Linked DNA regions of Mus musculus: region 2 is linked to region 1. The links are chromatin loops, found by intact Hi-C in ENCODE. Cell type or tissue: heart. All regions are shown on one strand.

Region 1 (2,500 bases):
TAAAAGAGGCTGTGACAAAAACCAGGGCCAGTGAGCTTTGGCTGCCACCAGGGGGCAGCTGAGGACTGTGGCCAGACCTGTTCTGCAGGACCAGAAAAGGACAGTAGGTAGAAAAAGCTAGTGGTAACATTCTTAAAATTTCATACTGCGACTCTCCTCCTCTCATGCAACTGCGGGGTCTTCACAGCACAAGGCCAGCCCTTCCACACCAAACACCTCACCTTCCGCCCTCGAGAGACCTCCCACTTGTTTCTCTGGCCTTTGTTCGTGTAGACTGTCACACTGCAAAAATCTTTTTACTGAACACCCACACTAAAAGACTCTACTACTGTATTTAATACAAAGTGGGCATGGAAGGAAAAACCTGAAAAATACCTGGAGCAGCTGAGTGTGTCCTCGGGGGCTTGTAAGACCTTGTGCCCTTACATGGGGCGGAGATGGCAGAGAGGACAGTCACTCACTGTGTTCCTCCCATCTGTTCTCCAGGCCAAGGCTCTAGGGCAGCTTCTCCTACCTGGTCGTCCCTTGCTTCCCTCTTATGCCCTCAAACTCCAAGCTTCAGCGGCATTCCCCAGTACACAGTGTGCACCCTTCCTTGGCCTGCAATGCAATCCTGCTTGTAAGGATGTATCTCCAGCTCCCACTACATGTGGCTACATGGAATCTGGGCACACAGGGCTGCATCATCAGAGCACAGGAAACCTGTTTACTGTGAGATTCAGGTCTGTAACTTGTCCCCACTGAGGCTGTCAGATGCACTTGTTACTGCTCAGACAACGCTTGGACCAGAGACTCACTGTATCATACCCTGGTGACCAGAGCACCACCCTCTTGGGAGTCCCAGACCCATGTAGGTGGGTAGGTGATGGTGATGGCCTTAGACCTTCTCATCCATTCCTGTCTAGGCAAAGGCTGCCCTCTGCCTGACCTGTAGCCCGTTAAATCTGTCTGTCTGTCTCTACCTGTTTATTTTTAGACGCAGTCTCAGTCTAACCTCCCTGAAGCTCCTCTATGCTGGGAGCCTGGAAGGGGAGGAAGGAAGTAAATATTTATGCTGATTAAGAATTCAGGAGCCAGGAAGGGCTGGTGGCCTGGTCCCTCGTCTGGCCCAAAGCCACAGGTTTCTCTGCCCCCACCACCCACCATGGAGAAAAGACCCCTGGCAGGGTGCCTGAGCTAGAGAGTCAAGCACTGGCTCTCAGTCACAGTGCCAACCAAGCAGTAGCCTTTGGCACCTGCTCCTGTCTCATGTCCTCCCACCAGAGGGAGCCTAGGAGGAGCCTCTGATCTGTCATCTGGTTCTGAGGACCTCCAGGGAACAGCACAGCATTCACCTAGGGTCCATCTCCCTGGGTGAGGAGGCCAGCACCCAGAGCAGGAAAGGAGACGCCAATGACTGCCCCACCCCCACCATCAGCAGATCCAGTCTCCAGGGATACCCTTTCACTTCCTGTCCCTTGGTTCTGTCCAGGGAGGTAGGGATCATTCTTGGAAGCCAGGATCCAGCCCAGGCTCTGCACTCCTCCTAAGAAAGGAGGAAGGAGATGTCGCAACGAGTCCTGCTAGTTTTCTGATCCTCCACCCCAAGGGAGCAGATGGCCTATGACCCCACTCATGCTTTGACCATGGCCAACCTCAAAGACCTCTTCACTCCTACTCCCAGCCAGCAGCAGCCTATCTGGCTTCAGCTTGGTTTTGTCCTAGAGCTAGATGAAAGGGGGAGGAGAAAGGCAGGTCCCCCATTCTTCTAACTGACTCTGCAGCTCAGCTCTCCAGCCAGACTTAAATGCCTGGAACAAGGACAATGGCAGGCCATGATCCTGGGAAAAGTGAAGCCATCACCTCCTTAGCCAAGGTCCAGCAGCAGCTTGCCCTTATAGTTCAGGATATCTGGAACCAGTGGGTCTCCGGAACTTACTGGTCCAAAGGGACGGGATACCACCCTCTCTCATGGGTACAATACCCAGGGGTAGGGAGTCCACCCGCCTGAAAGACTTGCCGGAGAAACCACCTGTGCCTGTTTTCCTACTGGTCAGATGGCTGAGTGACTCTCACCCTGGGCTGCAGGGCTGCGATCAGGGACCAAAGGCCATGCTTTGTAGCACTCACTCCTGGTAGGCTAGGTGTGTCCCGAGACACACCCACCTGCAAGGGCCATGAAGGGAACCCGCAGCAGCAACCCCAAAGGGTGCTGGGCCAGCCCTGGAGGCTCTTCCAGCTGCAAAAGGAACTAATTAGAGCAGAGGGAGCTGGAGGAAGCAGCAGTAAGGGAGGAAGAGCAGAGACCACCGGGGTGGCAGGGGTGGAGACAGCCCTCCCACAACCCGAGCGGGGGTCACCCTGAGGGTGGGCTGGGCGCCTCCAGCCAGCCATGCCAAGACAATGACTGCTATTGTGCGCCCACTGCAGACCCTGCGCAGACGGTCCCCAGCTGCAGCTCCTGCAGGGCACCAGGCCCCCTATAGACCAATATAGACCACCATCCCTCCCTCTTGGGGAA
Region 2 (2,500 bases), 54 kb after region 1:
CTATATGGTTGAGGATAGTCTTGAACTTGTCTCCTAAGTGCCTGCTCCTGACATGTTGCCACCTTGCCCATCACCGAATCTTTTTCTTGCTTGTTTTTTGAGACAAGAGTCTTCCTGTGTAGCCCAGGCTGGTCTCAAAACTCCCACTCATCTAGCTAGCATCAGCCTGCTCAGTGCTGAAACTACAGGTGTGTGCCCTCACTGTCCGTTCTGTCTCATTTTGCCCCTAACCCTGTGTTGTTAACTACTTACTGCAGCACATCCATCACAGGGCCTCTTGGCCCTGACCTGAGTCCCCGTCTCCTTCCACATGCCCACCATTCTCTTGAAGGGCTGGGAGGAAGGAGGCATCCTGGGCTGAAGCAGGAAGGCTGGATCTCTCTCCCTACCATAAGCTCTAATGAAAGGGAGGCCTCATCTCATCTGTCAAGTGGGAGACCTGGCTCTCTCCCAAGGCTCACACTCCCAGGTTCTATGAGGATGCATGCCCTGGGAGAGGGTGGTCTGGGGTTCTGGGCTTTTGGGCCCTGAATGAAGTGGGAAGGGGATGCTTTGCCTCCATCCTCCTGCAGCAGCCAACAGAAAACTTGTTCCCGGCTGTCCGACCTTTCTGTTGGGAGAGGAAGCTGAGGCCCTGGAAGGGGTAGGGATGAGGTTCTTTAGGGAGCTGAGGCAGGACAGATGGGGTAAGTTGGGTAGGGCTGGATAGGCTTCAGCTGTTTCCAGCTGCTACAGATGTGTTTCCCTCCTGGGCTGCTGTGCAGCCCATTTTCTCTGGGGATAGAGGCTGAGGCCAACTCACGGTGAGAGAGTTAGACCTGCCACCTCCTTGACCTCAGAATCCCACATCAGTGGGATGAGAGGTGTCAGAGGCCTTTTTTTTTAATTTCCCCAGACCCAGGGTATGTGCTCCCCTGACTAGCCTGGAACAGGTCACCCTGGGAGGGCCCCTCAGGAAGAGGCCAGGGCTGTGGCTTTGGGTGGGGCTGGAGGCCTCTGCCGAGAGCTCCGCATCTGGAAGCCATCAGGCCATGGGCGGGAGGGGGAGTTGCAGGGGAGGGCTGAGGGGGGCATACCTCCTCCAGGCCACACACAGGCCCACCCCCTTGGGAGCAGTGGCATTGGGCCCTTCCACTGCTGGCTGCTTTCTCTCTTGCCCCACTGGCTAGCTGCTACTTCTACAGCATGCAGTAGGGTTGTCCACAGCATGCCGGGAGCCTCAGTTCTTTACACAGAGTGAGCTGCCTCTGAGGAGAAGGCCAGGATAAAACAGAACTGTCCCAAGGGGTGGCTGGCCCAGTGTCCCATCTGTGGAGTGAATGCTGCCTGTCTTGTCTTTTGTACACTCTTAGCTCACAGAGGCTGGGATGGTGGTTGGAGACTTCTGGCTGAGACAAACTGTGGTGGTGGGCAGGCGGGAGGGGGTATCTCCTCAGAACTCTAGTGACAATGTATAAGCTACTGAAAGAGGTGGGCCAGATAGACACATCAAGGAACTTCCAAGTGTCCCAAGAACTGTCTCTGGTTGCTGCCCGGGGTCCTCTTGTGTTAGAACCACAGGGAATAGCCATGTAGGATTCTGGGCCTTCCCAGCTTGGCTGGCAGTGGAGGCATGCAGAGCTGTGAACCCCTGTGGGTTTTAATAGCTAGACATGGCTAAGAGTCTCTTCTAGAGAAGAGAACGCTAGGAAAGAGGTCAGGGAAAGAAAGCGTGGGTTCTAATCAGACTGCATCCACAGACAGCTGCTTCAGTCCACTGGGCATCCCGGGCTCAGCCCTGTGTCTTCCTTGGGGGTGATCTGCCAGAGTTGGGATGCCGGTTACAACCAGGGCCCACTGGTGATCAGCTGTGAGGACAGGGGCCTTCTGGGGGTAAAGTTCAGAACACCTCTCTCCTGAACCTACTCCTGTTCTCCCTGGCAGCCTAGCCAACATTCCACTGACCCCCGAGACCCAGAGGGACCAGGAAAGGCGGATTCGACGCGAGATTGCCAACAGCAACGAGCGGAGGCGCATGCAGAGTATCAACGCGGGCTTCCAGTCCCTCAAGACCCTCATTCCCCACACAGATGGAGAGAAGCTCAGCAAGGTGGCAGGAGCAGGGAGGGCTTCCTGGAGGAGGTGTTGTACTCTCACAGGGAGAGGACCATCAGCCTGATTCTTTCCCTCTTGCCCTCAGGCAGCCATTCTCCAGCAGACAGCAGAATACATCTTCTCTCTTGAACAGGAGAAGACTAGACTCCTGCAGCAGAACACACAGCTCAAGCGCTTTATCCAGGTACTGGATGGGGAATCCTCCTAGCAGTGCTTGGCCTTCCCCTTCTGTGTGGGCATTGCCTAAACCATTGACTATCAGTCTTATTCTGCCAATGGAACCCACCCACTTCCTGCCCGGGCCTGTTTCTTCATCTCTGAAGTATCGTGGAGTGGGCTCTGTTCTAGAACGTAAGGCCATTCTTCCACGCCTGCAGGGCGTTTGGTTACTTGGTGGATTTACAGA

Evidence for each region. Hi-C counts contacts between places; a loop is a spot of excess contacts. Peaks named below come from ENCODE experiments on the same cell type or tissue, not always from the same donor. Only the 100,000 strongest peaks of a DNase experiment are listed, where the experiment ranks them.
Region 2: a loop joins it to region 1, with 5 times the contacts of the local background. A loop is called at or near these places in 28 of 42 quality-filtered maps.

Annotation. Positions count from the first base shown.
Region 1 is chr16:4,605,558-4,608,057 of GRCm38, reverse strand. The region is part of intron 1 of Glis2 (GLIS family zinc finger 2); the gene reads right to left. Among named protein-coding and RNA genes, the nearest start is that of Glis2, 12 kb to the right of the region's middle. In heart, a CTCF peak has its summit at 1,252 (motif pointing right); DNase peaks (open chromatin) are centred at 7, 1,337, 2,177 and 2,287; H3K4me3 peaks cover 471 bases; H3K27ac peaks cover 2,200 bases.
Region 2 is chr16:4,551,524-4,554,023 of GRCm38, reverse strand. It overlaps Tfap4 (transcription factor AP4), which reads left to right. Exons shown (of 7, transcript NM_031182.2): 2 at 1,924-2,089; 3 at 2,180-2,278. Among named protein-coding and RNA genes, the nearest start is that of Tfap4, 6.9 kb to the left of the region's middle. In heart, no CTCF peak of the experiment used is centred here; DNase peaks (open chromatin) are centred at 633 and 1,053; H3K4me3 peaks cover 799 bases; H3K27ac peaks cover 2,004 bases.